2 separate regions of the Homo sapiens genome follow, and region 2 is linked to region 1. The links are chromatin contacts, found by Hi-C or POLR2A ChIA-PET in ENCODE. All regions are on one chromosome and are shown on one strand. Each heading gives the region's core, a stretch centred on a gene start or an enhancer-like site at or near the end of the contact. The rest is flanking DNA. Distances are from core to core; before and after follow the strand shown. Region 1 has its middle 82 kb from the start of CDH2-AS1. Region 2 overlaps CDH2 (cadherin 2).

Region 1 (4,573 bases), core at 1,502-4,001:
AACAAAGCAAATCACACAAATCTTTTGGTTTCCCAGTGCATATAAAAGTTATGTTTACACTATATTGTAGTATATTAAATGTGTAATAACATTAGGTGTAAAAAATGTATGTACCTTAACGTAAAAATGCTTTATTGCTAAAAATTGCTAATGATCATCTGAACCTTCATAGAGTCATAATTGTTTTGCTGGTGGAGGGTCTTGCCTCAATATTGATGGCTGCTACTGATCTGGATGGTGGTTGATGAAAGTTAGGGTGACTGTGGCAATTTCTTAAAACAAGACAACAGTGAATTTTGACACATCAATTGACTCTTCCTGTCATAAAAGATTTTTCTGTAGCATGCGATGCTGTTTAATAGCATTTTACCCACAGTAGAACTTCTTTCAAAAGTGCAGTCAATCCTTTCAAACCCTGTTGCTGCTTTATTAACTAAGTATGTGGAATATTCTAAATACTTTGATGTCATTACTACAATGTTCATAGCATCTTCAAAAGGAGTAGATTCGATCCCAAGAAACCAATTTTCTCATCCATAAAAAGCAACTCCTCGTATGTTGAAGTTTTATTATGAGATTGCAGCAAGCCAGTCACATCTTCGGGCACCACTTATAATTCTAGTTCTCTTGTTCTTTCCACCACATCTACAGTTCCTTCCTCCACTGAGGTCTTGAGCCCCTCAAAGTCATCCATGGGGATTGAAGTCAACTTTTGCCAAACTACTATTAATGTTGATATTTTGACCTCCTTCCATGAATCATGAATGTTTTTAATGGCATCTAGAATGGCAAAGTCTTTCTAGAAGATTTTCAATTTATGCAGCCCACATCCATCAGAGGAATCAAGAACTATGGCAGCTATAACTTTACAAAATAAATTTCTTTTCTTTTTTTTGTGTGTGTGAGATAAGGTCTTGATCTGTTGCCCAGTCTGAAGTGCAATGTCAAGATCATGGCTCACTGCAGCATCCAAATCCCGGGCTCAGGCAATCCTCCCACTTCAGCTTCCTGGGTAGCTGAGACTACAGGTGCACACTACCATGCCCAACTAATTTTATATATATATACATATTTTTGTAGAGATGGGGTTTCACCATTTTGCCCAGGCTAGTCTTGAACTCCTGGGCTCAAGCAATCCATCAACCTCAGCCTCCCAAAGTACTAGAATTACAGGCATAAGCCATCGCACCTGGCCTTACATTTCTTAAATAATAATATTTAAAAGTCAAAATTACTCCTTAGGGATTCATGGGCTTCAGAATGGATGTGTCAGCAGGCACGGAAACAACATCAATCTCCTTGTGCAGCTCTATCAGAGATCTGGGATAACCAGGTACATTGTCAATGACCAGTAATATTTTGAAAGAATTTTTTTTCTCAGCAGTAGGTCTCAGCAGTGGGTTTAACACATTCAGTAAACCATGCTGTAAATAGATATGCTGTAAACAGGCTTTATGGTTCCATTTCTAAAGTGTAGGCAGACAGATTTAGTATAATTCTTAAGCACTCTAGGTTTTTGGAATGGTAAATAAGCATTGACTTCAACTAAGTCACCAGCTCTATTAGCCACTAACAAGAGAGCAGCCTGTCCTTTGAAGCTTTCAAGCCAGGAATTGACTTGTCTTCTACAGCTATGAAAGTCCTAGATGGCACGTTCTTCTTGGACAAGGCTGTTTTGTCTCTATTGAAAATCTGTTGTTTAGTATAGCCACGTTCATCAATTATCCTAGCTAGATCTTCTTGGATAACTTACTGCAACTTCTACCTCAACACTTGCTGTTTCACATTGAACTTTTGCTATGAAGAAGCTTCTTTCCTTAAACCTCAGGAACCAACTTCTGCTAGCTTCACACTTTTCCTCTGCAGCTTCCTTACCCCTGTCAGCCTTTATAGAATTGAAGATAATTAGGGCCTTACTCTGGATTAGGCTTTGACTTAAGGGAATGTTGAGGCTGGTTTGATCTTCTATCCAGACCACACAAACTTTCTCCATATTAGCAACAAGCTGTTTTGCTTTCATATAATCATGTATTCATTAGGGTAGCACTTTTACTTCCCTTCAAAAATTTTTTCTTTGCATTCACAACTTGCCTTTCTCTTTGTCACAAGAAGCCTAGCTTTCAGTCTGTCTTGGCTTCCAACATGCCTTCCTCACTAAACATAATCATTTCTAGTTTTCAATTTTTAATTTAAAGTGAGAGATGTATGACTTTACCTATCACTTGAACACTTACAGGCCATTGTAGGGTTATTACCTGGCCTAATTTCAATATTGTTGTGTCTCAGCAAACATCATGGCCCAAAGAGAGGGAGAGAGATGGGAGATTAGCTGGTGGTAGAATTGTCAGAATATACACAACCATTATCCATTAAGTTTGCCATCTTACGTGGGCGCAGTTCATGATATCCCAAAACAATTACAAGAGTAGCATCAAAGATCACTGATTTGTAGATCACCATAACAGATATAATAAATAATGGCAAAGCCACAGAAACATGAAGCAAGTACTTGCTATTGGGAAAATGCTTTGATAGACATGCTCAATGCAGTGTTGCTACAAACGCCAATTTCTAAAAAATACATCTGTGGGGCACAATAAAGTGAAGCACAATAAAATGGTATGCATGGTATGCATGTATATCCTCAGGAGCTAGCAGTAGCCCTTATTTCTCCTATTTATAGGCCTATGTGACTCAAAAAGCAAACGGGCAGCTGCATGCAGGATGTCTTAGTCACTCAGGCTGCTGTAACAAGGTGCTACAGACTGGGTGTCTTATCAAAACAAACAGAAATGTATTTCTCACAGTTCTGAAGGCTGGAAGCCTGAGATCAAGGTGCTAGCATGGTGGAGTTCTGGTGAGGGCTCTCTTTTGAGATTCAGACTCCTGATCTGTGTTGCATCCTGTTATGGTGGAAAGAGAGAGAAAGTGAGCTCTCTCTGTAAGACCACTGATATCATTCATGAGGGCCTCAAACTCATGACCTAATTAGCTCCAAAGGCCTCACCTCCAAATACCATCACTATATGGATTGGATTTCAACATATGAATTTTGGGAGGGACACAAACATTCAGTCTGTAACACAGGGCTGTTTCCTTGTATATGAAGCCAAAGGGGAAAGTCTTTCCATCTACAAGGTCATTTGAAAAGCATCCAGTGTGTGTTAGAGAGTTGGGCACACAATTACTATTTAACATCTTGCCTTGGCCATGGAATGAATTTGTCTTGCTCAGATAGTGAACCAAGATCTCTCTACCTTTTCAAGGACATGCTGTGACCAACAGAGTGATACTGCCCAGATAGGAATGATGCTTAACTATCATTTGCTGCTTTGAACAGTCCTGAAAAAACAGCAATGCTTGCACCATTCATATGTAGTTGCTGGCTTTTCACACCACTACCTTCCTGAGGGTGATTAGTTTTTCTTCTGCTCTAACCTTTGGAACTCCTTAATCAGCTTATTCCTAGGCTTGAGGCCATTAGCACTGATCTGAAACTAGAGGTCTCCAAGCATCTCAGTGGTAGATGCACAGCACATTGGTACAAACCATCAACCAGGCAGCTAGTCTCAGGCTTTCTAAACTTTGTGATTCAGCCAGGTGGTGAGATGAGGCATTACCAAAATTATTTTTCTTAGTCACACTTATCAGTCACACTGGTTGGTTGGGGGCCAACCAACAGGCAAGCCAACTACCTTTTCCAATTTGTACTTAATTACATCATCATATAGGCAAAGTAATGGGCTCTGGTTTCTGGCCCTCCTCTAAATTCAAACAAAATCACATAAGCATTAAGAGAATCATATCACCTTGGCTCACTCTGGCCTCTAAGCATGAATACAGAATGAGGGAAACCACCAGATGTTAAGCTGATCATATCTGCTGAAAAAGACACATCCAAGTGTTGTGTGCCAAGGGGTTTAGGGACCCTGCAGTCATATCAGTTTGGCTATAATCTCACTGGATCTTATAAAGAAAAAGAGTGCAGATCAAGCCAGCACCTGGATGGCAGATGCCGAATCTCCTGGAGAGATGCAGTAAGTGATGCATGGAACCCAAGTAACACTTCCCCCTTTGTGCCTATAATAAATCAGTACCTAGTAGGAGACAAGAGATTGCCTTTTAGTGGGCCCTGTCTCTTTACCTGAGCTTTTTTCTAGATGGCCCATAAAAATAACTTCTGCCTTTACCCATACTTTGAGATGAATTGGTTATTTCTCCCCCAAATAAAATTAACCTTTTTTTTCATCATTTATCAGTGAAAAAAATTACTTGATTAAATTCTTTACTTGGTCATGGCTACAAAGATGTGTCATGACTTTTTGTTTATTTCTCCAAAGAGATAGTAGAGCTTGAAGATGAATAAATGAATTCCCCCTAACATAGGTAATAAAATGCCTTTGATCATTGGATATAAAAATAGCTATAAAAATGCAAGTGTTTCTCTAATGGTCCATCTTGCTTTTTTATGAGTCTCTCTACTGCCATTGCATAGGTAGATTTCATGTTGGGCTATGCAAATCTCCATTCGCCTGCCTCTTCTGTTCATAAATGTATTACCCCAGTCATGTTT
Region 2 (4,573 bases), core at 1,169-3,668, 270 kb before region 1:
AGCTATCTAAATCCAAATCATTCTTATTTTAGTTATGCTAAATCTACCTCGCCTTCCCTTCTTAGGCAGTGGAGAATATTTGTGCCACGTCTTTGGTAAACATATTTCTTTTTTTCATCATCTTTTTTTTTTTTTTCCTTTTGCTGGCTTACCTCAGTATATTGACACTTCTGCATTCCAGATGATTAACTATGTAGGTATTTAAATGTTCTGTTCAATATGGTAGCCAGTAGCCATATGTAACTATTGATCATTTTTAATGTGGTTGCCTTGGATTTTGAAGACCAAGTACCAAAAAAAGAATATAAAATGTCTCCTTTTAAAATATTGATTATATATTGAAATGATAATATTTTGGATATATTGGGTTAAATAAAATATGCTATTAAAATCCATTCACCTGTTTCTTTTTACCTTTTTAATCTGGCTGCTGGAAACTTTCAAATTACACTTGCAGCTTACCTCATACTTCCACTGTCCTAATTCCTATATAGATGCTTTGCACTATAGTATCCACATTCAGTGTTTTATTCAAGGTCTGATAAATATCAGTTGTATTGAAAGGAGATTTATTATCATCATAGTCCACACATACTTCCCAGTGCATTTACCTACCCCCCTGGCATTCTTAAATTTTAGCAAAGTTGATTTATTTTTTCTTATTGTTTTGAGTCCACAGATTTGGCCTCTTTGATTCCTTTTTCTGTGTTGTCTCTGCTGTTGACTTTTCTTCAGTAAGAGAATTAGGATACACTCTTGCAAAGCCTGTATGCCTTGTTTGCTTGCCAGCCTGTGGAAATAAGGAGCCTTAGAGTGTGGCTTTGATCTCCACTTTGAAGTAGGTAAATCTGCTACTCTGAATGTGGGCAGGGATCCTCGGGAAATTGTTGTTGTTGTTGTTGTTGTTTTTCTCTTTTCCTGTAAAACAAGGTTTGAATGACTAATTAGAAGATATTTATAAGAGCCTACATACTTCATGGTAGTAAAGGTTATTGGCTTATTAAAAAGATGATCATGAGAACTATAATGTAGTTTTAAGAAACTTTCTTTTAGAAAACCTGCCTGTTAACTTATTTTAAGTGCGTTTGAAGTTATGAGTGAAATTTTACATAAACTTCACAGCCTTTTGCTGAATCCACCACCTCGGTGCCTCCTTCAAAGGAATTTGAGTCGGCCTCTTTACTGGCCATTTGGTATCATCTCTGCTGTGAGCCAGACAGAATCTTTTTCCACTCATTCAGATCATGGTGTGGAATTCTGTGGGCAAGACATCACTAACCCATTTTAGGACAGTGAAAACAGCAAGTCAGAAGGTTTTATTTTGGTTCAGTGAATTTGCCTGTGACCGTGGAGCTAAAATATGAAACAAACCAGCTCTGGAGACACAGAGTCTTGCATTTATAGTGGGGGTGATTAGATAAGTGGTCTGCTGGTGACATGGACGTGATTCATGCTCTATCTGCTGATGACTAAACTTTCCAAATACTTTCAGTGTACTGATAGTACATTTCTTAAATGCTAAATATATCTAACTGTTAACAGCTAATTGTCTGTCGGGCTCATTGTCTGTTACCCTTAAATGCTAAGGTCAGACTGTCCTTCTAGTTTTGTAGATAGAAGAATATGTGTGGCAGAGGCCAGGGAAGAAAATCTATAAAAAATGAGGGTATACTTGTAAAAGTTTGTTAGTTTAAAATTTTGAAAGTAATTATTTTAACTGCAGTTTAAACTGTTTACATTTTTTTCTTGTTATTTATTCTTATTCAGTTCAGAACAGAATCATAGAACTTTACATCTGAGAAAAAAAACTTGAAAGATCATGTGTTTCAAGCTCTTAATCTTTCCCTGTTGCATATTAGTATACTGGGTTTAAACAGGTGAATGACATTTTCAATCTTTATGCTAATTGATAGCATGGGTTAACGCAAAATTTGGCACTCTGACATTGAGGTTGAGTGTTCTTTCTGCCAGGGTTTGACTTCACTCAAAAGTTTCAGGTTGATCAAGACATCTGGGAACTCAGTGTTTTGAATTTCAGAGAGCCGGCACCTGCCTCTCTGATTCTCAGTTCATTTATAAAATGCTAGGTCTTGGATAGATCGTTTCTAAGATTATCGTTTTGCTCCCACAAATTATAGGACGGAGTGCTTTCCTTCTTTTTCTTTGATGTGGACAACATTCTTACCTCGAATACATGTTTTCAGTCTTTTAAAAAGCCACTTCTGTTCCAAAGTTATGCTAACTAATATTGAAAATCCAGATGAAATTTCATTGCTTGGGGGTTTGGGATTGGGGTCACGTATGCACGTGCTACACCCATGCCTCGAAATATCTCTGTCTAGGTCAGCAAGTGGGCTCCGGGACAGAGGAGAAGGCTGAGGCTAAGCTGCGGAGGCTTTGAGGTTTGATAATAGAAGTCCTCCTCTGTTGTTTTCTTCCCTGGCAGCATTTGATTTGCCTCTTTCCAATGCCTGTAAGTAGGCCAGGGGCGCCACTGCAGACTGGGCTTGGGAGTCGATAGGAGAGCTGATAAGAACTCTCTTTTTGCAACACTGAGCAAGAAGGCCCATCTTCCATGACTCTGCACAGACCGATGGCTGGATGGGCATTTTCTTTCTTTTTCAGCCTCTTTCCTTTCTCATGCTAACCTCATTTAGCTTGATGTACTCCGAGTCCTGCTTGATCTAGAAGTGGACCCCGGAGAGAGCGTGGCTTGGCGAAGAGAACCAACAATTTAGAGAATAGTGGTTTGGGTTCTATAGCCATCTTTGTCCTGTGCAGCTGGATACCTTTGGCCACATCTTACCACCTCTCTTTGGCCTCCATTGCAGCCTATATAGATATAGGTGTCTTTTTCATTTGAATTCTTGTTGCAGTAAATAACATATTCACTTTAGCAATTACAGTATGCATTGATTTCACGATCATTAATTTCTTTCTTTTAGTGGCAAAAAGAAATCCTCAGTCTACTTTTAGTTTCCCAAAAGCATCTATATTCATGATCCCACTTCTCATGACTCCTGCTATTGCTTAGGTAGATTGGCCCAGTAGCTTGCAGAACAGAGTCGTTATTTCAGGCATGAGGAACAAAAGCAAAGGCTTTTGCAATGAGAATTGGCCATTGCTGTGTGCATTTGGCCGCAGTCAACTGACTTCTTTTCTTGGTCTGTCTGCATTACTCCCTTTTTCCTAAATTTGATTCTGACTGAATTCCTGGCTGAAGTGGCTGCAGCAGTCTCTTACTCCTGGCCTTAACTCAGCATCTCACAAAGGGCTCAGGTTCATTCTCAAGAAATAATTTATGCAGTGAAAGCATGTGGCTGACAGAGGGTCCCATGTAGGGAGACACTGTTTTGTTATGTTAGTCTTTGGCTGCAACTAAAGCAAAGCAGAATTAACTACGGGATAATGCTAAACAGCGGAGATAACAGCAGAGGTCCCTGTATGTAATTAGTACAGCATGAGTGTGTTCTCATTTCATGTGTTTACATGGGCAACACCAAGTTCTTAATTCAGAAAGGGAATAAACTCCTAAGTGTGTTGGGTTATTGCCTCTTACCTCAGAAAAGGACACCATATGGCCTTGTATTTGTATGCTCTTGCCATGACAATTCCTTCTGTCAAAAGTGATTTTCTCCAAAAGTATGGTATGTACATTCTTGGGCAGTCATTCAAAAAAGGAAAGGAATAGCCTTTGTTAACCCGCATTTTTGAAAGTACTATTTTGGCATATGAAAGAGGAATCAATAACACTTTATACATGCTGACACTATGTGCTTTTTGTTATTGTAAGAATCTATAATTTCATAAACTGTAAGAAAAGCTTTCTTCTTGATCTTCAGATTACCTGGACGTGGAATTTTTAAAAAAGAGTTTCATATACTTAAGTGTTAGAGAAAAGTGTCAAGAGATTTTTGACACCAGTTATTTGTGAATTCACCTGGAAGCTAAGACTTGGTTTTGTCTTGAATGATACTGAAATTTGCAATAATAAATAATTCTCCAGTTTTTGAGAATAACAGTGCAGAGTTTCTTATTTGTATGGTTATTCCCTATCCAGCTCCTCCTATTGTCTTGTTTCTATGTATTACTATAATAATGTAACAGAGGTGTGGCCAAAGAATTCAGCTGTAAGTTTTCATTATGTTCAGTGAATCTTCCTCTTTAACTACCGCATGAACTGTGTAAGGAGGAGAAAAACTTTACTGTTTACTTCCAACAGTGTAGGGATGTAGGAATTCCTCCACTTAAAATTGGAGGGCATTTCATGTTTTGCCACTTCTTTGCAAATTAGTAAAACATTTTCTGACATAACAGTGTTAAACATTTGTTTTAAACAGAAAAAGCTTACTTGTGGTCACAGGCCAGTCTACTAAAATACATTTATTTTGCAGCATAGATACCTTGTTTCTATGGAAAATATTCTTAATTTGATTGGCCATTTTAAGCGTGAATATTCTCTCTTATTTCTTACTAGCTCCAGTAATAGGAGTTTGTAGATACAGTATTTAGGTCATTAGCAGCCTAATTATTCTCCCATGGCATGGTGGCTGTGGTTCAGATGCTGGTTTAA

The links. A loop is a pair of places that touch in the nucleus more often than their neighbours do. ChIA-PET counts read pairs that join two places held with the same protein, here RNA polymerase II (POLR2A).
Region 2: a loop to region 1 is called in a map of endothelial cell of umbilical vein, with 2.4 times the contacts of the local background. The contact joins two enhancer-like sites. A Hi-C loop is called at or near these places in 2 of 168 maps with a recorded cell type or tissue (PC-3 and endothelial cell of umbilical vein). POLR2A ChIA-PET finds 5 or more read pairs at or near these places in 1 of 52 experiments (BJ).

The regions. Positions count from the first base shown.
Region 1 is chr18:27,837,474-27,842,046 of GRCh38, reverse strand. No RefSeq gene overlaps it. Among named protein-coding and RNA genes, the nearest start is that of CDH2-AS1, 82 kb to the left of the region's middle. Within about 2 kb of position 2,751, at least 2 of the 41 ENCODE cell types and tissues checked have a DNase peak (open chromatin) inside an H3K27ac peak, as active enhancers do; they include endothelial cell of umbilical vein, where a contact is called at or near this core.
Region 2 is chr18:28,109,039-28,113,611 of GRCh38, reverse strand. The region is part of intron 2 of CDH2 (cadherin 2); the gene reads left to right. Among named protein-coding and RNA genes, the nearest start is that of CDH2, 66 kb to the left of the region's middle. Within about 2 kb of position 2,418, at least 4 of the 41 ENCODE cell types and tissues checked have a DNase peak (open chromatin) inside an H3K27ac peak, as active enhancers do; they include endothelial cell of umbilical vein, where a contact is called at or near this core.